5 separate regions of the Homo sapiens genome follow, and all the other regions are linked to region 1. Evidence: read pairs that join two places in POLR2A ChIA-PET (ENCODE). Cell type or tissue: HepG2. All regions are shown on one strand. Each heading gives the region's core, and the rest is flanking DNA. Links, peaks and the distances in the headings are about the cores only. Region 1 overlaps COL18A1 (collagen type XVIII alpha 1 chain). Region 2 has its middle 11 kb from the start of LINC00316. Region 3 holds the start of COL18A1-AS2 (COL18A1 antisense RNA 2). Region 4 overlaps SLC19A1 (solute carrier family 19 member 1). Region 5 has its middle 21 kb from the start of LINC00205.

What was found. ChIA-PET counts read pairs that join two places held together with the same protein. Peaks named below come from ENCODE experiments on the same cell type or tissue, not always from the same donor. Only the 100,000 strongest peaks of a DNase experiment are listed, where the experiment ranks them.
Region 2: POLR2A ChIA-PET joins it to region 1 with 10 read pairs; 4 of 35 experiments call an interaction of 5 or more read pairs at or near these places.
Region 3: POLR2A ChIA-PET joins it to region 1 with 12 read pairs; 3 of 35 experiments call an interaction of 5 or more read pairs at or near these places.
Region 4: POLR2A ChIA-PET joins it to region 1 with 65 read pairs; 2 of 35 experiments call an interaction of 5 or more read pairs at or near these places.
Region 5: POLR2A ChIA-PET joins it to region 1 with 18 read pairs; 2 of 35 experiments call an interaction of 5 or more read pairs at or near these places.

Annotation. Positions count from the first base shown.
Region 1 is chr21:45,467,575-45,472,054 of GRCh38, reverse strand. COL18A1 (collagen type XVIII alpha 1 chain) reads right to left here. Exons shown (of 42, transcript NM_001379500.1): 3 at 3,269-3,813. Among named protein-coding and RNA genes, the nearest start is that of MIR6815, 8.5 kb to the left of the region's middle. RefSeq lists an enhancer at 1,000-1,219. In HepG2, for the core only: no CTCF peak of the experiment used is centred there; a DNase peak (open chromatin) is centred at 2,214; H3K4me3 peaks cover 473 bases.
Region 2 is chr21:45,328,353-45,332,832 of GRCh38, reverse strand. No RefSeq gene overlaps it. Among named protein-coding and RNA genes, the nearest start is that of LINC00316, 11 kb to the left of the region's middle. RefSeq lists an enhancer at 2,094-2,815. In HepG2, for the core only: no CTCF peak of the experiment used is centred there; a DNase peak (open chromatin) is centred at 2,592; H3K4me3 peaks cover 1,162 bases.
Region 3 is chr21:45,408,364-45,412,843 of GRCh38, reverse strand. The region is part of intron 2 of COL18A1 (collagen type XVIII alpha 1 chain); the gene reads right to left. It overlaps COL18A1-AS2 (COL18A1 antisense RNA 2), which reads left to right and starts at 2,779. Exons shown (of 4, transcript NR_052004.1): 1 at 2,779-2,896; 2 at 4,281-4,387. RefSeq lists enhancers at 3,300-4,092, 4,093-4,480. In HepG2, for the core only: no CTCF peak of the experiment used is centred there; DNase peaks (open chromatin) are centred at 2,213 and 2,983; H3K4me3 peaks cover 2,630 bases.
Region 4 is chr21:45,523,078-45,527,557 of GRCh38, reverse strand. It overlaps SLC19A1 (solute carrier family 19 member 1), which reads left to right. Exons shown (of 6, transcript NM_194255.4): 5 at 1,600-1,741. Among named protein-coding and RNA genes, the nearest start is that of SLC19A1, 17 kb to the left of the region's middle. RefSeq lists an enhancer at 49-343. In HepG2, for the core only: no CTCF peak of the experiment used is centred there; a DNase peak (open chromatin) is centred at 2,077.
Region 5 is chr21:45,306,875-45,311,354 of GRCh38, reverse strand. No RefSeq gene overlaps it. Among named protein-coding and RNA genes, the nearest start is that of LINC00205, 21 kb to the right of the region's middle. RefSeq lists enhancers at 3,530-4,335, 4,336-4,480. In HepG2, for the core only: CTCF peaks have their summits at 2,145 (motif pointing right) and 2,543; DNase peaks (open chromatin) are centred at 2,144, 2,684 and 4,134; H3K4me3 peaks cover 1,544 bases.

The DNA of each region.
Region 1 (4,480 bases), core at 323-4,322:
TGAGAGTGCCCCCGAGGGGCCGACGCCTCCTGCACGGGGCTACAGGGTGCCTGGGTGGGGGGCGACTACAGAGGGCAGAGAAGCTCTGAGCCCGTGGTGGCCGCTGGCTCCGGGGGTGGGGCAGGAGGCGCTAGTGCAAAAGCCACAGGCCCATTGTAAATATTTAAGGGACTTCGGACTGAAAGTTATGAAATCCGGAGACACCTGAAACAGAGCTCACAGGAATTCTGTGAGGGAAGAGCATGTAAAATGCTTCCCGACACGCTGCAGCCTCAGCGCCCTGGAAATCAGGACACAGCTGGAAATCAGGACACAGCTGGAAATCAGGACACAGCTGGAAATGACGTTCAAGGCAACGGCAGCAGCTGGGAGGGGTGCATGATTTCCCGGGAGACGACCACTGACAAACCTGACTCAAGAAAGTGAACCTGAAAAGACCAACAACGCCCAAGGACTCTTAGGACGAGGAACACAACCAATGCTCCGGAGGGCTCTGTTGGACCCAGCTGCGGCCGGGGGTCCCAGGCACCATCTGTGGCAGCGCCAGGGTCGATGCAGTCTTGTGGAGAGGCTGAGGAGGAGGAAGCCTCGGTTTCCTCCCTGCTCCCAAAGCTCTGTGCTTGTTTCTGCCAAAAATTATGAGTCACACAACTTGAATGTTTCTTTCCCAAGTATCTCAATTCAGAAGTCTGAGAAAATCTTGTGCTGAACAAGTCTGTCTTCTTTTCTACCACACAAGCATGCTTCTCCTCTCCCCAGCTGGAATCTCATCTAAGACCCAAAGAGAAAGTTCCTGACACCTGAGGCCTGCAGGGACCTGACACAGAGATCAACCAACACAGCCCTCAGCACACGGCCCATAGCGCGCCACCCACGCCCAGCAGCACACGGCCTGCTGCACGCCACCCACGCCCAGCAGCACAAGGCCCGTAGTGCGCCACCCAGGCCCAGCAGCACACGGCCCGTAGCGCGCCACCCAGGCCCAGCAGCACAAGGCCCGTAGCGCGCCACCCACACCCAGCAGCACAAGCCCGTAGCACGCCACCCAGGCCCAGCAGCACGAAGCCTGTAGCGCGCCACCCACGCCCAGCAGCACACGGCCTGCTGCACGCCACCCACGCCCAGCAGGGCCCCAGCCCAGGGCCAGACCCAGGGCCCTCTAGCTCCCTCCTGTTCCAGCTCTCTGACCTTCCAAGGTTTCACTGGGCTGTTGTAAGTCATGGTGTCTTCTCCAGGCCAGATTTAACCACATAAACACATCAAATCCCAGCTGGGTGCAGTGGCTCACGCCTGTAATCCCAGCACTTTGAGAGGCTTAGGCGGGTGGATCACCTGAGGTCGGGAGTTCGAGACCAGCCTGACCAATATGGTGAAACCCCGTCTCTACTAAAAATACAAAAATTAGCTAGGCATGGTGGCAGGTGCCTGTAATCCCAGCTACTTGGGAGGCTGAGGCAGAAGAATCGCATGAACCTGGGAGGCAGAGGTTGCAGTGAGCCGAGATCACCCCATTGCACTCCAGCCTGAGCAACAGAGCGAGATTCCATCTAAAAAAAAAAAAACAAAAAAAAAACCCACAAAAAAACCACACATCCAATCCCAATAGTCAAAAAAAAAAAAAAAAAAAAAGACAAGGTAAAAAGGCAAATGACATGGTAGAAATAAAATCTGCAGCATGCAAAACCAAAGAGAAGTTTCTTTTAAAGATAAGGAGTTTGTATAAATCACTGAGAGTTGGGCCCATTGAAAACCACAAAGAACATAAACCGGTCAGTCACAAAGGAAGAAATACAAACAGACAATAAACAAGTGACAAAATGAAAGTCTATCTTCACAGTCCAAGAAATGCAAAATTAAACACCCAGACCCCCTCTTCCTACACACGGGACTTCGCTGATGAGGAGGCCCTCACCGCAGGGCGGTGGCCCGGCTCTCCCTAGCACCATCGGGGCACAGCTGTGCACCCACGTACCGAGCTCTCGGCACTCAGCCGCTTTTCCTAACAGTGTTAAAGATGTACGGCACTTGTGGGCCACTTTATTCCACCAAGAAACGGCTGGGGACTCACACAACAAATTGCCTCTCACTGGAGGGGGTGACTCTGACTTCTTTCCCGGTAATCATGTTTGTGATCAAGAGGAAAACAAAGAGGCCCAGTTTGGTGTCAACGTCCTAGCGGCTCCTGAGCTCTGAGGGTTAAAAGTTCCTGCCAAAGGTGAAAAGTCAGCTTTCAGAACCCCCAGACACCAGGACTTAGAACAACTTCAAACAAACAGCCCTTGTCTGGGCAATAATTAACCTTCTGTCCCCTGCGGCCCGCCAGGGCAGGGGCGTCCAGCTGCAGGCCAGCTTGAATGCTAGAATTCAGGGACTTGTGAGACAGTGCCAGCTGAGGTCACCCACGTGGCTGTTCCCAGCCAAAGGTTCCCAGAAATGCAGGGGCTTTGGACACAGACCCCACATGGGTTTAGGGATCTGTCCACCCCCCCAACCCCAAGAAATGAAGGCCCACTGGAGGGACTTCCCGGAGACTCAGGTGGAGGCGGCCACGTGCGTTCACCGCTGGGGGACTCCCACCACGTGCTCCAAAGTGGAGTCTCACAGGCGTGGGTTGCTGCACCCTTTGTTAAAGGTGCTGACCTGCAGGGCCGCCCTGAGCCCCTGGTCCCAGCGGGTGTGCAGCTACCACAGGAGAACCCTGCTGGGATCAACACCCTGCTGCCGCCAGCTTTGGATCGTTCATCGTTTTCAACAAGGACCCCAGCTTTCATTCTGCATGGGGCCACGAGGCGTGTGGCTGGGCCTGGACTCGGTCCCCACTTACCCGACCGGCCGGTCAGAGGCCGGGAGCCCCACTTCACCACAGGGCTTGGCACAGGCCTGGGGGTGTCTCTGGGTCACGGGGTCACGGCTGGGGTGGATGTCTAGTTACAAAGTCGTTCAAAGAGGGCCCTCCTGGGCTGGGCCTCGGGGTCTCAGAGAAACCATGGAAGCCCAGGGCTACCCTTCCTGGGGGCGCAGGAGCCAGAGAGCCAAGAAAGTGAATGCCACCCCAGCCAGGCCGGCCAAGAACCCGGGAGGCCTGCGCCGGAGGCCAGGGCTGAGCAGCCAAGAACCCAGGAGGCCTGCGCTGGAGGCCCGGGCTGACCACAGCTGGGGTGGGGGCTCTCCTCTTCCGGCCACAGCTCCGTCCCTGTCCCAGTGGCCACCCCCACCCCACCCCATCCCAGCTGCTCCAGTCCCCCAGCGACGGCACAGTGGGGGTTACCTGGAACTTGTCAGGGTCCGCTCCCCCCGCCTGAGCCACGAAGAGCCCGGCGCCAGGCTCCAGCTCCAGGCCCCGTGAGGACCGAGCAAGCGGCATTCTCTGGAACTCCTCACAGTCCACGTAGAGGGCCACAAAGCCACCTGCCACACTGAGGGCTAAGTGTGTCCACTGGCCGACGAAGGCGGGGAGCCGGAAGCTGGCGGCTGTGTGGGTCTGGCCTGCACCTGGTTCTGTGTAGAGCAGGGAGATGTCCTGGTGCCCGTCCTGCACCCCAGAGAGCTTCACGCCCAGCAAGACCATGGCCTGCGCCGAGTCCGTGATGGCGAACAGCACCCCTGGGCCCTCTGTGGCTGGCCGGATGTGGAACAGCAGTGAGAAGTCACGGAAGAAGAGGCTGGGGAAGTGGTACCGGGCCACTTGGCCACTGTTGGCATCTGGCCCAAAGACGTAGGCCAGCCCGACGTCGGGGTCATCCGTCTGGGTGACCTGCTGGGGCGGGGGGTCCCCAAGGAGCTGCAGCAGCCCCACCTCCTCGCTGATGCGCTCTGCAAAAAGAAAGACAGCTGGTGAGGTGGCTGTGCAGGACGGAACCAGGGGCCACCGACGCGGCCTGGAGAGGCAGCCAGGCAGGGGCAGAAAGGAGAAACTGAGTCTGGGAGGGCTCTCCACGTGCCTGGCAGCCTGCCCTGATCCCCTGGGCTCAGCCACCCAACGGCCACCCTGGTTCACTCATTCCCAAACGACAGGCAGGCTCCATGCAGAAACCTGTGTGCAGGGGACATGGTGTCTGCAGGAGACATGGTGTCTGCACGGGACATGGTGTCCACAGGCCCCCTTCCATGCTTTGAGCAGGGATGGGCACAGCAGACATGGTGTCCACAGGCTTCCCCTTCCATGCTTTGAGCATTGATGGGCAGAGCCAGTGGGGAGAAGGGACCAGGGACTGGCCGGCACCCCCGCTGGGGCAAGGAGCTGTGAGGGGCTGGGGCTGGCAGCCTTCCCGCCCGGCCCTGTGCCCTGCCCGCCCACTCTGACCCTGCTGGAGCAGCCCAGGCCGGCACCCCAGCCTGGCCTCCACTGTGAAGCCACAGTTCCACCACAGGGAAGGAGGGAGGCTGACCCCACACCCCAGTGTTCTTCGAAGCCTCGGCTACGGGGCGTCGCCCAGAGTGGCTGCCTCAGCTGGGGTTCCACGTGGCATCTGAGGACACG
Region 2 (4,480 bases), core at 163-4,162, 140 kb after region 1:
GACACACAGACGCACAGACACATGGATGCACAGACACAGTGACAGACACACAAGCACACAGACACATTGACACACATACACAGACATAGAGATGCACAACACACAGATACAGACACACTGACACACACACACATATGCAGAGACACACGGATGCACAGACACACGGACGCACAGTGACAGACACCCAAGCACACAGACACAGACACAGACACACAGATGCACCAACACACAGATACAGACACACTGAGACACACACACAGACACACTGACACACACAGACACACAGATGCACAGACACACAGACACACACACACAGTGACAGACACACACACAGGCACACAGACACAGACACACACAGACACAGAGATGCACCGACACACAGATACAGACACACAGACTCACAGACACAGACACACTGACACAGATGCACAGACGCACACACACAAATACCACACATGGGCACACACACGGCCCTGAAATTTAGGGAATTCTAAGAAAGATTTTTAAATGTTTATTTTATTATTTTCTTTTTTCAAATAGATTTTTGTTCATGTAAAACCTGGAAATGGCTTTAAAGCGATTTGGGTTTTATAAATAATCCTCACTGTAAATAGTGCAAGGACAACATGAAACGTTTCCAGGAGGCAGCAGCCCCTGCCCCGGCCCTCCCCCTGCCCGCTCTCAGCCCCTTCCCCCTGCCTGCTCTCAGCCCCTTCCCCCTGCCCTCCCACTGCCTGCTCTCAGCCCCTGCTCCAGCCCTGCCTCTGCCCGCTCTCAGCCCCCTCCCCCTGCCCTCCCCCTGCCCCTCTCTGGATAGTTGGCCCCCGAGGGTGGGTGCCTGGCCTGCCAGCGCTTCCTCCTTCACTTAGGTCCCTCCTGATGTCCTGTGGGGGCCACCCCCCACCCTATCCGCCACGTGTGTCCCCTCCCTCACTGCCCACTCTTGGCTAAAACCACAGTCACTGCTTGTCATGGCTGGGCCTTGTACACACAGCATTCCCCTAATCTTCCAGCCCGACGCTGCTCTCTGGAGGCTCAGCCTCCTCCTTCCAGGACACGACCCCCGCCCTCTGCCACACTCCACAGCGTGCTGAGAGGGCCAGACCCATTCCCCATGTCTTCCCACGGGGCAACCCCTTGGTGGGCTGTGGGCCTCCCATTCTGGGTGGTCCTGGCCCTGCCCTTAGCCAGCCTGGCCTCCCTGGGCCACCCTCTGCTGAGCGGCTGCCCCCGCCAAGGCTGAAGCTGACCCCGGCCTGACCTTCTGCCTTCGGAGCTGGTCCCGCTGGCTCACGGGGTATGGCCCACGGGGACAGTGGGAACCGGGGGTCTCAGCATTCCTTCCAAAGATGCACAGCCCAGAGTAGAATGAGGTGCTCCTCTCCAGGGCAAAATTAAAGCAGGGAGCAGGGGGGTGTTCCAAAAACTCACTCATCAGAAAAGCGGTATTTTAATGCAATTCTTTTTAAAACCAGGAGTAACGCAAAAAATATCGATGACAAAAAGTCAAAATAAAAAAGGACATTCTTCTTTTCAAAAGAAGTCTTGTTTCTTTCCAGTTCATTTTCCAAAAGTCTGAGGTGGTTCGGGGCTGCCCTGGGTCCCTTCCCGTCCTCTGCCCCCGTGCGGGGCTGTGCCGTGGACGGAAGCCTCTCGCCAACGCCCAGCGGCTCCATCCCGAAGGCCCGTGAGGCTCCTGGAGCGGCTCCACCTCCCCTCCCCTTTCCCACAACCCCTCCCTCCCCATCTTGAGACCCTCCACCCTAGCAGAGGCCTCACCTCGGAGCTCCTGACCTGATGGGAGTCCACCCTCTCCCCCGCCTTGGCCAGCACCCCCTGCCCAGTTTCACCCAAAGTTCCCACTCCGCCCCGTGCGAGTCCTTTCCCCTGGGGCTGAGACAGAGGACACCAGGCAGTGTTTGAGGAGCCCCCTTCTGTGGATACCTCCCAGTGGTTATGTTGGGCGAAAAGAAGGAAAAGGGTTGGGAAGAAGCCAGTCAGCTGTCCAGTGCCCTGAGGCCTGACCCCCTCCATCCTCAGGCCCTGAGTCCTGACTGCCTCCACCCTGAGGCCCTGAGTCCTGACCATCCTCCACCCTGAGGCCCTGAGTCCTGACCATCCTCCACCCTGAGGCCCTGAGCCCTGACCCCCCTTCACCCTGAGGCCCTGGGCCCTGACCACCCACCCTGAGGCCCTGAGTCCTGACCATCCTCCACCCTGAGGCCCTGGGCCCTGACCCCCCTCCACTCTGAGGCCCTGGTCCCCGGCCTGGCTGGGCCCCCGAGCAGTGAGCAGGGCAGCAGGGCGGAGTGAGCAGGTTCCCCCAGGTGACCATCAGGTGACGCCTGGTCCTGGGCACCCTGCACCCTCTGTGCTTGGCCAGTGGTCCCTCCACTCAGCTCTCCCAGGGGCCCGGGCTGACCCTGGCTGCCCTAACCATGTCGGTGTATGGTGCCCGAGGGCTCAGGCCAGACAAGTGTCTACCAAGGGCAGCAAACGCTGGGGCACCTGGCCCGAGGCCACAGGAATAAGCAGCCTCCCGCAGAGCCTGGCATGTTGGGGGTTGAGTGCTCTCATCTCCCTGTTTAATGATTTCCTCAGCAAACACATCCTCGGGATTGCTCAAGGCTGAGGTCACTGTTCAGCTCAGCTTCCCGGGAGCCTGTGAAGACATTTGCAAAAGGGTCCACTGAAAACAGCACGGGCTGGGCTGCCAGCAACCCGGTGGGTGGGAGGGCAACCTCCAAAAAACCCTCCGGTCAGAAAACAAAATGGCAAAAAGACGTCTCCTCTGGGGGCCCGGTCCATAACAGATGCGCCTTTGAAATCCTGGGCCAGGCGTCTGTCCAGAGCAGTGAATTCTCCAAGGGAAGGCGGGGTTAGGATGCTGCACCCATCCCTGGTGGAATTCCAGGTGGAGCTGGGAAGAGCATTGCTCCCACCCACAAGAAAAAAGCTACAACTGCATGTCAACAGCGCGTGATCCGTCCAGGAGCCCGGAACCAACCTGGAAGAGGCGGGTTCCTCTGCGGGTGGGACCCTGGGCAGGTGCCCGGCCAGATCACCGTGTCAGCTGGTGAGAAGTGTGAGCTGGGGATAGTCAGCAGACTGCGGCCTGGGATGGCTGCTGGGCGGGGTGGAGATCGTGAATCTCCACCAAAGGGGGACCTGCTCACTCTGCCCTGCTCATCTGGCCCCAGAGGGACCGGGCTCTTCCCACAGTACTGGCTGAGGGAGGGGCACCCTCCGGGGCCACGGAGCCCAGGGAGGCCCGGGATGCCAGGACGTGGAGACGTGTGCTGTGAGCAGCGCACCTGGAGGAGGGGCCGGAGAACGCGGAGCACACCTGAGCCCAGGCCCACGGTGGAGGATGTCCCTCTGGGCTCTGCAGTGGGCAAGGCCAGGAGAGCTGGGAGGGACAGGTCTCTCTCTCTCCACCCCCTCAGGAGGTGAAGCCCCAGGGCCAGGCAGAGACAAGCACAAGTGCGGCTGGAGCAGCCTGAGGGTCGCCGTGGCCACAGCAGACATCAAACCAGGGGACTCCTGCAGGGCTGGGCTCAGCCCCATGGTAAAGGCAGGCAGAGGATGGGGGCTGTTAGGGGCTGAGCGGTGTCCCCCAAATCCATGCATCAAAGCCCTAACAGCCAGGACCCCAGAAGGTGACTGTATTTGGAGACAGCTTTTAAAGAGGTGATTAAGGTAAAATTCAGTCCTTAGGGCAGGCCCTGATCCAGTCTGCCTGGGGTCCTTATAAGGGGAGGGAGGACACAGACACACGGAGGGGTGGCCCTGCGAGGACCCAGGGAGGAGACGCCGCCCACAAGCCAAGGAGAGGCTGCGGGAGGAACCGGGCCTGCCACACGGGGACCTGGGACGTCCAGCCTCCAGGACGCAGAGAAACAACGGTCTGCTGAGGAAGCCGCCCGGCATGCAGCATTTGTGCTGGCAGCCCTGAGAAAACTTGAATAGGATGCTCCGCTGCTGGCATGAGAGCTGTTTTCCTGCAAGGCTGGGCAACTCCTCCACCGCTGGCGGGTGGAAAATGGGGCGGCCGCCACGTGCCTGGTTTATCCCAGAGAGGTGAGGACCTGGGTACGCGCAAGCACACAAGCCTGTGTGGCAGTGTCCACTGTGGCAATGCCAGGACAATGATGGCTGGAAAGGACCCGAAGTGCCGCCCTGGTAATGGGGTGACAGACGGGAACATCTGAGGCAGGAGGCGGTGCTCAGATACTGGACCACATTGAGGCCTAGCTAACACAGGGCAGGGGCACAGGTAGCTTTCCATGAGGCACGCCCTCCAGTGCGCCATGTCAGTTTACGGTTGCCACGGCAATACCTGGGCATTACTGCCCCTTTCCATGGCAACTACCCGACCACCCAAGAGTTACTACTCCTTCCCTAGAAGGAGTGTCCACCTCACACAAGGACCGTACTGGGGCGGCGTCCAGAAGGAGTGTCCACCTCACACAAGGACCGT
Region 3 (4,480 bases), core at 118-4,117, 59 kb after region 1:
CCACTACTGTGAGAAGCATCTCTAATTCCATATCCACAAAGGCAGAGTCAAGACGCTAACAGCTGACAGGTGCCACGTGGCCTCCCCACAGGCACTGAGGCCTCAAGCACCTTCACTTGCAGGACCCTCACGGCCCCTCAGCAGACCTGCACCACAGATGAGCAAAGTGGCAGGGCCAGCTCCATTGTCTGTGTGCCTGGGCCGCAGGCCCCTGAGCTCTGCTGGCCACTCCAGGGTGCCATCTCTAAAGGGACCAGAAAAATGAGGAAAAACAACTCCACACATTAAGAAATATACCCCATGGCTGGGCACAGTGGCACACGCCTGGAATCCCAGCACTTTGGGAGGCCGAGGCAGGTGGACCACCTGAGGTCAGGAGTTTGAGACCAGCCTGGCCAACATGGCAAAACCCCGTCTCTACTTTAAAAAAAAAAAAAAAATTAGCCAGGCGTGGTGGCCCACACCTGTAGTCCCAGCTACTCAGGAGGCTGAGGCAGGAGAATCGCTTGAGCCCGGAAGATGGAGGTTGCAGGGCGCCAAGATCACGCCACTGCACTCCAGCCTGGGCAACAGAGCCAGACTCCATCTCGAAAAAAAAAAAAAAAAGAAATATACCCCCAGTTAAAGAAATATCATACCCCCAGTTAAAGGCTGACCATAAACAATAAAAGTACGCAAAATAGGACATCCAGAGCTGAAAGCATCAACAGACAAAAAGCTACGGGGAAAGAGAATGCACCTGCAGGGCAGTGGGCACGAGCCACAAACCCGGCATTCCCAGAGAAGCACGACGGCCCCTTAGTGCGTGAAAAAGTTCACCCACACGGTGAACGCCACGTTCCCAGAGAAACACGACGGCCCCTTAGTGGATGAAAATGTTTGCCCGCATGGCAATGGGGACTCACAAAACAGAACTCTGAGATGATATTTTCCATCAACCAAATTAGCAAGGTTTTTAAAAGACAGGATCCAGCCTGGCCGTTTGGGCCGCAGAGCTGTGTGTAAATGAACGTCGCCCATCAGAAGCGAGGCCCTCCCCTCTCCTGCAGGTCCCTGACCACAGCCTGCCCCCCCCCCACCCCCCGCCATCAGCCCTGACTCTGGCTGGGGTGACACCCAAGATAAGAGCTGTGAGAAGACGAAGCCCTCGCCTGTGTCAGCGATAAGGGTGCACTGTTCCCTATGACTGCTCACTCACAGCGCCGGGCCCTCCAGAGCCTGTGTCAGCGATAAGGGCACGCTGTTCCCTGTGACTGCTCGTTCACAGCGCCGGGCCCTCCAGACTGTGGGCGTCTGAGGCTTACTCCGGGCCCTTCAGACTGTGGGTGTCCGAGGCTCATTGTGGTGTTTCCTTCTCTTCTCGGGCAGGCACGGCCTCTCGCACACAGAAGGTGCTCAAAAATGCACACAGGAAAAAGGAATCAAAGGCCGGGTGGACCAAGAACAGTGGCTGGGCTATCCCCAAGCAGCTGGCGGGGGCCTCGCCACCCATCAGCCCACAGCCCTGGGCTCTGAGGTTCTCCACTAATGCCAGCCCCCAATCCTGCTGGCCTCTTTAGCCCCAGCATGGAAGAGGTCACAGACACTGGCTCCATGGGGTCACCTGGCATCGGGGAAGGCAGAGCCACTGCAGACGATGTCCTGCCCCTGGATAACACCCTGCACTGGCAGCTGCAGGGCTGGGACTTCGCCACAGGCCCACGGAGTTCCTGGGACACTACCCCTGTCTCTCCCATGCCCCTCCCTGCCACAGGGAGAGGCCAGATGTCCCGCCCAGCTGCAGCGTCCACCTGAATTGAGTGATTCCTCCCAAAACAAAGTCTCCTGTTGTCTAAGTTGAAACATGGAAGGAAGGTCTCTCTCGGTTCCTGAGGCCATAGGGTGTGTGGACTCGGGCCTGCCCAGGTGTGTCCAGACGAGGCCTCCAGAGCAGCCGAATCAGAGGCTCTTCCTGAGCCCTCATGCTCCAGGACCGGAGATGCCAGACGGCGTGAAGCCGCCACCAAGATGGGCTGCCGGCCCAGGAGCTATGTCCAGCCTGGCTTTCCCATCAGCTCACGTCACCCCAAAACAGACAGTGCCTCTCCTGCCCCCAGGAGCAGCTGTGCTGGCAGGTTCTCTGCAGACAGAGGAGTCCGAGCTGCTGAAACTTGACCCTGTCTCACAATCTCTAAGCACAGATTCCAGAGAGGCCTAACTGCGGCAAATGTTGAAGCTGCTCAACGGAACGGTGGGGAAATACAAAAGCATGGACTTCAGACCAAAAATAAATGAGCAAACGAACAAACGGCTGCGGGGGTGGGTGCGAGTTCCGCCACCGTAACCAATCACGCTCCCTCCTCCTGCCGTTCCCACTGGCCTTCCTCCCTGTGGCTCTGGCCCAGTGTCTGTCTGCAGGGGTCCCCGCAGGGTCAGCCCTTGACCCCCCACCAGTGCCCGGCCCCAGCACCAGCGTGTGCCCACTCGCAAGCCTGCTGGCCTTCTGGAAGCCGGCGTGGTGAGAGCCAAACCGCCACCCAGCCTGGTGCTGGTGCCTGCCCTGCCCATCACAAGGCTCCTGTGGGAACGAGGGGCCCACAGGGGATCAGCCCCGAGGTGGCGAGGTGACCCCATCTGCCACCATGAAATGCCAGAAAGTGCCAGAAAGATGCAGGGGCTTGAGAATAATTCCCCTTTCCACGGCTCCTGTGGAAGAAGCCAGAAAGGCCGTGCCGGGGCCTGCCCGCGCCGGAGGAGCTGCGGGGGGAAGGCGTGCTCCTGCAGGCACGGGGCACAGACACTTCCCCTGCAGCCTCCACATTTCATCTGACTCAGCGCATCCGTGATCAAAAGCTCCTCCTGACAGCCCTTCTGCAGAGGCCCAAACTCGCCATCTAAAACGTTACCGCCAGGGCCGGTAAGCACCGCTCCCTCACTCTCTGTGGCCCCGGGCAGCGCCAGGGGACAACACAGATCAGCTCCCTGCCTGGGCTGGCTGTCTCCTCACGTGACACGGGATCTGGCACAAAGATCCAGTGTGTGGTATGTGGCTTTTACACAATTGCCAGCGGCCGCTCACAGAACCCCTAGAGGAAGCAGCCACTCCCGCCCCGGGGTTAAGGAGGGGAAACTGAGGCAGCAAGGCTGGTGACAGCCACTGGCCGTGGAGCAGGGTCTGCGCTCAGGCACCAGATGGCAGGGCTTCACTTGCCTGGCACTCCGCTGCCTTGGACAGGTCCTGGCCTATGACCGCCTGGTGCAGGGCTCTGGCCTGTGACCGCCCAGTGCTGGCCCTGGCAAGGCTCCCAGCAGGCGGGTCTCAGCTGCCCAGTCATTCTGGGCAGGTGCCTGGGCCTTGAAAAGGGCCTTAGACCCCAAACTCCCAGGCCTGGGAGGCCTTGGATAAGAGGAGCACCCAAGCCCAGAGGCCACAGAACACCCCACAGTGCCCCAAACTGCTTTCAGGATCTTCATGGGCCACAGTATTTCAAAATGTACCAAATATCATCATCGTATAAGGGCGCCCAACATGCATTTTAGTTTCCCAGGATTCTGCCCCTGCCCTGCACAGCACCATACGAGGGAATATCTGTCTCAGACCCTGCGCCGTCTGCCACTGGCCAGCCGCTGAAATCTCGCTGTGGGGTTGGGCCTGGCCAGGCCTGTCGTCTTGTTCTCTGACAGGCACCCGCTAACAGACAGCCTGGAGGGTGGCAGCTCTGACTGGCCCTGGCAGGCACTGGGGTGGCCCCTTCTCTGCATGGTCCAGTGCCCCATGCCGGGGGTGGGGTGAGGGCCATGGCCAGCCCCTCCAGACACAGCCACAGCCAGCTTTGTCCCTGCCAGCCTCTGCACCTGACCCCTGAGCACTGGTGGGGAGCCAGTGCCGGCACAAAGGCCCAGTTGGCTGGCACACCCTCCTCTGCAGGCCTGGGGCTGAGAGAGGAAGAGACTTGCTGGAGGTTTCAGGTGTTGCCCCACTCCATCCCCCACAGCTGTGAGGTTCTTTGGATCCCTAGGCTTCACCTGGAGAGTTCCAGGGTGGCCTCGGGTCTCCAACATACGCTCCACAGCCAGACCCAGCCGGGTCTCCTTCCTGAGCAGAAGCAGGCACCCCTCCCCCAACACAGTGAGCGGGGGTGGGAGGGTGTTGTGGGGGCCCCTCTCTCCGAGCTGCCTGCATACTCCCTGCCCCCACACAATCAGCGGGGGCTGGGGAGGGTGTTGTGGGGGCCCCTCTCTCTGGGCTGCCTGCAGGCTGCAGCTTCTACCCCAGCCCAGCCCCTACTGTCTGTTCCCAGCAATCAGGAGCTGCTCCCAGGGCGGTGGTGCTGTTGATCATACCACAGGATCCCCTGGCACTCCCGGGGCCCAAAGAACCCAGCCCCCAGCCTTTTCAACAATCCAGGTGAAGACAGAACAAGGCACTCTGAGGGAGGAAGACTTTGTGTGGATGCAGCATGACTGTGAGAATCACACGCCTGCGGGGGGCATGTGTGTG
Region 4 (4,480 bases), core at 357-4,356, 55 kb before region 1:
AACTGGCTGCCACTCACCTCCAGGGCCCGCCCTGCCCGGCTGCCACTCACCTCCAGGGCCCGCAGTAACTGACTGCCACTCACCTCCAGGGCCCGCCCTGCCTGGCTGCCACTCACCTCCAGGGCCCACCCTGCCCGCTGCCACTCACCTCCAGGGCCCGTCCTAACCTGCTGCCACTCACCTCCAGGGCCTGCCCTGCCTGGCTGCCTCTCACCTCCTGGGCCCACCCTGCCCGCTGCCACTCACCTCCAGGGCCTGCCCGGGCATACCCAGCTGCTATTCACCTCCAGGGCCTGCCCCGCCTCCAGGCCCCCCTCCCCCCCAATTGCCACTCACCTCCAGGGCCCTCCCGGGCATACCCAGCTGCTACTCACCTCCAGGGCCCGCTCTGCCCAGCTGCCACTCAACTCCAGGGCCTGCCCTGCCTGGCTGCTGCTCATTCACCGACTCTGTGGTTTCACTGCTCTTCTAATTTATCAAACATTTAACCGTGAAAGACTTTCATTCTAGACTTTTCTGTCTGTGCCCAGAGGTTCTCTTGATGATGATTTTCTGAATGTTTTGAGACGCCCGTGACCTGGTCTGTCCCAGAGCTCATGGGAGCCCTTCCAGGTATCTTCTCGAGTTTGTGTTTTGTGACACCCATTGTATAGGTTCAGCATCCCTAATCAAAACAGCCAGAATTCAGCTGGGCGCAGTGGCTCACACCTGTGATCCCAGCACTTTGGGAGGCTGAGGTGGGTGGATCACCTGAGGCCAGGAGCTCGAGACCAGCCTGGCCAACATGGTGAAACTCTGTCTCTACTAAAAATACAAAAATTAGCTGGGCATGATGGCGCGTGCCTGTAATCCCAGCTACTCGAAAGGCTGAGACAGGAGAATTGCTTGAACCCAGGAGGCAGAGGTTGCAGTGAGCTGAGATTGTGCCATTGCACGCCTGGGCAACAGAGCGAGACTCCATCTAAAAAAAAATAACAAAAAATCCAGAATTTGAAATACTCCAAAATCTGACAGTTTTTGAGCACCGGAAAGACAACCCGGTGGAAAATCCTGTACCTGACCTTGTTTGACGAGTCTCAGAACACGGTCAAAAGTTTCTTCATGCACAAAATTACTCCAGAACTCAGGGTGAGGCCCTGGGCAGTAGCAGGCAACCCCTTTGGCTTGCAAATGTTTGTCAGGTATTATATAAAATCACCTTCTGGCTGTGTGTGTACAGTGCATATGAGCATAAATGCATTTCGTGTTTAGACTTGGGTTCCATCCTCAAGACATCTCATTATGGACATGTGAATATTCCCAAATCCAAAACTACTGGCCCCAGGCATTTTGGATAAGGGACCCTCACTCTGTACTGAGCCAGGGGGACACGGCAGCTCCCAGAATGGCCCCTCGAGGGTGGCCTGGGTGCTGGCTCCTGCCTGGCAGGGGCGGGCATGTGTGGGAGAGATGGGGGCCTGGTGGGGGGCTTGTGCGTGCCCTGGGACCCCGTGGCTGCCGGGCGGGTCATGGGCTGGTGGGAGCCGGGCTGCAGGCTTTTCCCTGTGGCTGCTGCTTATTCTCCCAGCAGCGCCTGATCTGCCCGCTCTTCCCGTTCAGCTTTCAGATTGCATCTTCTCTGTCTAAAGAGCTCTGTGCCCTGGTCTTCGGGGTCAACACGTTCTTTGCCACCATCGTCAAGACCATCATCACTTTCATTGTCTCGGACGTGCGGGGCCTGGGCCTCCCGGTCCGCAAGCAGGTGAGCCCATTTCAGGCCTGCGTCCTCGGGGATGGAAGCTACTTGTGGGGACATTGTTGAGGCCTCCTGGTGCCCGCCTGATGTGGAGCCCACTGTGGGCTGGGGGCACAGGGTGCGGGCCTGGGGCTTCCAGTGGGACACACCAGGCCAGCGAGAGCAGGAAGTGAGAGAGACCCTAGCGGGGCTCAGTTGTTGTGGGCGGGAGCCTCCGTCAGGCCCTGGGCCTCAGTGGGAGCAGCTGAGCCTCTGCTCGCCACGGCGGAGCTGTCCTTGTCTCCGCTCTCTGCCTGTGGCTGCCGGAACTTGGTGTCCTTGAGCCCTGGCTGGAGGCCACGTGACCTTTGTCCTCTTCAGGAAGGAGAGCTGAGCAGAGCCACTCAGCAGTGTCAGTGCGCAGGCCTCTGCGGGTGCCCTCCCCTTTCCCACCTCTCGCGGGCCTCTGCTGCTTCTGAGAAGAGCTGGAAAACACACATTTAACTCCTGAGGGTCCCAGCCAAGGCCGGGTCTCCGAGTGAGCTGGAATCAGCCATGGTGGGCGTGGTGTGAGAGGTCCTTCCAGGCTCCTCAGGACTGCCCCAGCCTGCAGCTAGACAGATGCCCTTGGCGGGTGGGACAAGGGCTTTGTCCACCTGGGGCCCAGGTCTCACTGGGCAGGAGGACTGTCAGGGTTAGTCCTGATCCTCTGAGGGTGCGGAGTCTGTTCAGCTTCAGTGACTCCAGAGCTCAGGGTAAGGCCCGGGCAATAGCAGGCATCCCCTTCGGCTCACAAATGCCTGTTAGGTGAGGATGGCTGTTGCTCACTCATCGAAATGCATTCTTCAGCCCAAGAGTGTCATTAGGGCCTGTCCACGCTGGCAGGCCACGTGGCCCTGTGCCACAGAGCCCTCTGGGTACAACACCCCCGACCCAGGTGTGAACACTCAGGGCGGGTGAGTCTCCAAGGCCCAGGGGTGAACGCTTAGGGTGGGTGAGCCTCCGAGGCCCAGGTGTGAACACTCAGGGCAGGTGAGCCTCCAAGGCCCAGGCGTGAACACTCAGGGTGATGAGCCTCCAAGGCCCAGGGGTGAACGCTTAGGGCAGGTGAGTCTCCGAGGCCCAGGGGTGAACACTCAGGGCGGGTGAGCCTCCGAAGCCCAGGGGTGAACGTTCAGGGCAGGTGAGTCTCCGAGGCCCGGGGGTGAACGCTCAGGACAGGTGAGCCTCCAAGGCCCAGGGGTGAACGCTCAGGGTGGGTGAGCCTCTGAGGCCCAGGTGTGAACACTCAGGGCGGGTGAGCCTCCGAGGCCCAGGTGTGAACACTCAGGGCAGGTGAGCCTCCAAGGCCCAGGCGTGAACACTCAGGGTGATGAGCCTCCAAGGCCCAGGGGTGAACGCTTAGGGCAGGTGAGTCTCCGAGGCCCAGGGGTGAACACTCAGGGCGGGTGAGCCTCCGAAGCCCAGGGGTGAACGTTCAGGGCAGGTGAGTCTCCGAGGCCCGGGGGTGAACGCTCAGGACAGGTGAGCCTCCAAGGCCCAGGGGTGAACGCTCAGGGTGGGTGAGCCTCTGAGGCCCAGGTGTGAACACTCAGGGCGGGTGAGCCTCCGAGGCCCAGGTGTGAACACTCAGGGCAGGTGAGCCTCCAAGGCCCAGGCGTGAACACTCAGGGTGATGAGCCTCCAAGGCCCAGGGGTGAACGCTTAGGGCAGGTGAGTCTCCGAGGCCCAGGGGTGAACGCTCAGGGCGGGTGAGCCTCCGAAGCCCAGGGGTGAACGCTCAGGACAGGTGAGTCTCCAAGGCCCACGGGTGAATGTGTCCAGGCCCGGCCTGGGTGGACACAGCCTCCTGGTGGCCGGGCTGGTCTCAGGTCTGCAGAAAGGGGGCCCAGAAGGCTTCTGTTGAATGCATGGCCCCAGGGCGGGGTGCTGGCAGCAGTCCAGCTGGCTTTGGAGGGGCTCCAGCACCCGGGAGGAGGTCCTCCCCATTCTTGGAGCCCCGAGTTACCTCTGTCCCCAGACAGCAGTGGCTGCCAGCATGTATGGGCAGGGAGTGCCCGTCCCAGGGAGACCCTCAGGGCCCTGTGTGGCCCCAGCCAGGCTGGAACTGGCTTCTGACCTGCCTCTGGGTGCTGACTGCCCCTGACTACCGTTGCCGCCCCACCTCCATCCCTCTGTGACTGCCTCTTGTTCAGCCCTTGGCAGCTGGAGGGGCAGATGCCTGAGGGCTCTTTAGGGACTCTGTGCGTGTGCTCCCCTGTAGCTGCCCTGTGGAGGGGACCCCTCACGGTGGGCTTCTAAGGGCCCATGGGGGCTTGGTGCAGGGGGTGGAGCAGTTCTTCCCCAGAGAGCTGGTCACGAGGAAGCCCTTTCCCTTCCTTAGCTGGTCCTGGTCCTGGTGTGGCCGTGGAGGCTGTGGGGGAGACAGCTCTGGGGAGGTGGAGGCAGGTTCTGGCCTGTGGTTCCTGGCTGCCTCTTGTCACATAGAAAAAAAACACATGGACTTTTCTCTGGCTGGTTTGATTTCTAGGTTAAAAAGTTAACTAGTGGGGCATTTTGCTCATGGCTGGACATCCTGTTGGGTCTAGAGGAGGTGGTGCGGGCTCATCTTGCCCCCGTGCCTGTTACTGGGTGCCGAGTGTCCACTCTCTTTCCTCCAGCATGGGGAGAACAGCTGGGCCAGGAGTTCAGGCTTGGTCGGGGGTAGAGTCTGGAGACGGGAGGGAGCCGTGATGGAGCATGGGGGGACAGACAGGGCTAGAGCTT
Region 5 (4,480 bases), core at 278-4,277, 160 kb after region 1:
CCAGTTTGAGTTGAAGGCCTGCACATGAGTGGGGCTGTGGGTTCAAGTCCCAGCTGGAGGACAGGAGAAGGTGCCACCTCTCAAGCAGTCAGGCAGAGAGATAATTCTCCCTTCCTCTACCTTTTTGTTTGTTTGTTTTGAGATGAAGTTTTGCTCTTGTCGCCCAGGCTGGAGTGCAATGGCGTGATCTCTGCTCACTACAACCTCCACCTCCCAAGTTCCAGCGATTCTCCTGCTTTAGCCTCCCAAGTAGCTGGGATTACAGGCACCTGCCACCATGTCTGGCTAACTTTTGTATTTTTAGTAGAGATGGGGTTTCACCATGTTGGTCAGGCTGGTCTCGAACACCTGACCTCAGGTGATCCGCCCGCCTCAGCCTCCCAAACTGCTGGGATTACAGGCATGAGCCACTGCTCTGTGATGGGCTGGTGGGCAAAGGCCTATCTCGCATCTTCAGGAGACTCTAAGCCTCTAAGGGTGCCTCTGAAGCCCTGGAGGAGCCTTCTCAGAGCCATCTGAGGCTTCCTAAGTCCAAGGGCCAGGGAGCTGACTCATCCCTGCTCCCTGGGAGGAGAGGCAGGTGCCAGGGGGCCAACCAACGGTGACAAGCCTCCCACAACCTCTGCCAGGTGGCGGGTCTGTCTCCCGGAACTGCAAGCCTCTGCCTCCAGAGCAGACCGGGCAGCTGGTGGACACGGACTTACCTGGGCTGACCTGGGCTGAAAGTCATCTTGGGACAGCAGAAGCGGATGAGTTTGTCTAGGCTTCCGCCCTTCTGCAGGCTCTGGGACAGGCCAGGGTGCCCAGCCATGCATCAGGGTCTATGGGTCTGCTACGGAGCAGCCCGGTTCTCCGATGTCCTCACCTGGCTTCTGGGGATTTGGTCCTTAGGGTGGCACCTAGGAAGCAGAGGCCGGGCTGAGCTCGGGCACCGCCATCCTAGAGCTGCCCCCACCTGCCCAGCTCCCCCAGAACACCCTCCCCACCCACCTCCACCTGTGGACATGCTGAGTGTGTGGGGGCTTGTATGTGTGTATATGTGTGTGCACATGTGTGGGCACATGACTGCATATGCATGTTTTGCATGTGTGTACACGTGTGGATGTGTGTGCACATGGCTGTGTGTGCATGTGTGACTGCAAGTGTGTGCACCCGTGTATGGATGTGTGTGGATGTGTGTTCATGTGTATGGATGTGTGTATGGATGTGTGTGTGCACATGGCTGTGTATGCATGTGTAATTGCATGAGTGTGCATGTGTGTGTAAGCATGTGCATGTGCACATACGTGTTCCCAGAGTGTCTCCATTACCCAGGATGGTGCCTGGAAGGGTGTGCAGTCCCATCTCTAGCCAGGGCCACCCCTTGCAGTCCAGGCCTAAGGCCAGCGTCGCTCACAGGCCCTGCCCCTTTCGTCGACAGTATCTGGGGATCCCGGGCTCTCCAGGGCGGGCAGGCTGCCTTGGGGATGAGAAGCGGCTGGTTTCCCGGGGGCAGCCCTTTGACCTTAGTTGGGTCACTGCCCCCTTCTGGGATTCCGTCTCCTCTCCCATTTAAGGACAAATAGGTCTTTCCCATGTGAGATGCGGTGCCTGGCCAGGGCAGGGATGCAGATATTGACCCTAACTTTGTTCAGAGGCTGGGCTTCCCCGGCCCTGAGCCAAGAGGAAGCCCCGTCCAGAAGCCAGGAAGCAGCAGCAGGGCCAGCCCTGGCACTGCCCAGGTCTCCCCACCTCGGCTCTGCTCAGCGCTGGCCTGGAGAAAACAGAACGGCAGCTGTCGGGGCTGGTCCACGAAGTGTTGTTGTTTTGTTTTTAATTTTCTGATCAGGGTAGAGAGAACTAAAAGTTCAGGAAAAAACAGGTATTTTTGGAAATGGTAAAAGCCGTGACTCATCACTGGTAACTCATCTTCCTACAGATAAGTCAGACGAGCTTTTCTCTGAGCAGCTGGAATGTCCCCTAGTCCTCAGTTTTGTGAAATTTGAATAAAATACGCTCCTTTGGGTCAAGGTGAGAGTCTGCATGTGTCCTGGGGCTGTGGTAACAAAGTGTCATGAGCTTGGTGCTTTCAGCATCAGAAATGTGCTCTCCAGGTCCGAGGCCGGAGTCTGAAAGGAAAGTGTCACGGGGCCACCTCCCTCCAGGGGGCGCCAGGGGCTGCCAGGCGGATCCTTCCTGCCTCCTCCAGCTCTGGGAAGCCCCGGAGTCCCTTGGCTGGATTGCGCCCTGTTCTCTTCTCTCTCCTAAGGACCCTTGAGATGTCATCTAGGTCCCCCCTCCAATAGACCAGACCCTCTCCTTGCCTCAAGAGCCTGACCTCACCTCACCCACAAGACTCCCTCTTAGACAGGGTCCCATCCACAGGCTCCAGGGGTCAAACACGATGTAGGGGCGGCTAAGCTGGAGGAGGGCCAAGGCTGCTGGGGGGCACCAGTGCCGTGGACTTCAGGAAAAGGGTCCCTTGCGGGAAGAGGGGATCAGCCGCCACCCTGCCCACGGTGCCACAGGACCCTTTCTGCCCCCCAGCGGCACGAGACAGCAGGCAGGCAGCAGTTGTCTGCAGATGGCAGCCTGGGCTCAGGAAGAACAGAGCGCCAGGCCCAGCCCAGCCTGCCAGGCACTGCCCCAGGTACTCTGGCCCCGCCGGAGGCCCCAGCCTACAACTGAACTTCGGCTCCACATTTCAGACCCACGATTTTGCAATCTCCTCCAGTGTTTATCAGAGGCTCTCCCCACTGCCCCAGCACACTGTAAACTCCCAGGGCCCACCCGGCTCTCAACTGTGGTTTTGAGGGCAGTTTCAACAATGCTCCCAGTGCGGGTTTGTGGCCAGGCAGTTCACGGAGCTCCCACCGGCTGCCATTCCTCACACACCAGGACATTCCCTCCTGCTGTGCCCAAATGCATCTTGGGTCCCACTGTGCGAGGACGAGAGTAGGGCACGGGCAGCCCGTGAGTGGGGCAGGTGAGAGATAGACCCTGAAGTCCCACTGCCCAGCAAGCCCCTGCTGTCATGAGGCCGCAGCTCTGCTGGGGCTGGCCGGCTGGGCTGTGGGCGTGAACATGTGAGTAAATGTCCTTAGGGAATGGGTTGCGTGTCTTCACTGTTCCACACAGAGCATTTCGTCTTTTTGTGCATTTCTACGTGTGCATTCCTGGTGTGTATTTGCACATCTGCCATCTGTGTGTGTTCTGGAGTGTGTCTGTACACGTATGTTCCTGGTGTATTGTTCATGCATATTCCTGGAGTGTGTCTGTGTATGTGTGTTCCCGGTGTGTATTTGCACATGCATGCATATTCCTGGAGTGTGTCTGTGCACGTGTTACTGGTGTGTATTTGCACAAGTATGCATATTCCTGGAGTGTGTCTGTGCACGTGTGTTCCCGGTGTGTATTTGCACAAGTATGCATATTCCTGGAGTGTGTCTGTGCACGTGTGTTCCCGCTGTGTATTTGCACATGCATGCATATTCCTGGAGTGTGTCTGTGCACGTGTGTTCCCGCTGTGTATTTGCACAAGTATGCATATTCCTGGAGTGTGTCTGTGCACGTGTGTTTCTGGTGTGTATTTGCACATGCGTGCATATTCCTGGAGTGTGTCTGTGCACGTGTGTTCCTGGTGTGTATTTGCACAAGTATGCATATTCCTGGAGTGTGTCTGTGCACGTGTGTTCCTGGTGTGTATTTGCACATGCGTTCATGTTCCTGGAGCATGTCTGTGCACGTGTGTCCCTGATGTGTATTTGCACGTGCACGCATGTGTGTGCTTGTGCACCCCGGCTCCGTCTTCCTCTCGTCCTCTCTGCCCGCCGCCCTCCTGGGCCAGACTCTCCTGTTCTGAGTGGAAGGCAACGAAGGCCTGGGTTGCACAGGCCCGTCTGGGGTCACAGGCATGTCAGGGCCGCCTGCTCCTAAACCTCCTGCACTGAGATGGGAATGGGAGGGGAGGCTGGCGAGGGCTCCTTCGGTTCAGACGCCTCCTCCCAAATGAACGGCAAATGTCAAATGCAGCCCTAAGGAAAATAGTTCCCACACCTAATCATGTCCGGGAGAGGTCGGTGGGGGGGCGCCGGGAGCACATGCTGGGTGGGAACAAGGGCCCTTTGTGTGCCATGGGCAGCTGTGGCCGCAGCAGCGAAGCTAAGTGGACCGGCTGTCTGGCCGCCTGGCTGCCCGGAGACAAGCGCTCTCCTTGTTGCGTCAGCGCCCGAGCCCAGCCCCTGCCTGGGCTGCGGGGGAGTCTGGGACACTGGCTGCAGGGAGGGGCACGTTCTCACTCGTGGAACATTCTCAGGCCAAGACAGTCACAAATGGGGTCACTTCTGATGGTGCTCAGCTGCCGCAGCGGCGAGCCATGAATCGCCCACGCTAGCTTTGGCTGGGGCAGAGTCCTAGGGCCTGAGTGAGAGATGAAGCAGGAGGGACAGTGGACCAGCCAGGCTCCCTGCGAGGTCCTCCCCATGTCACCTGAGGATGGGGC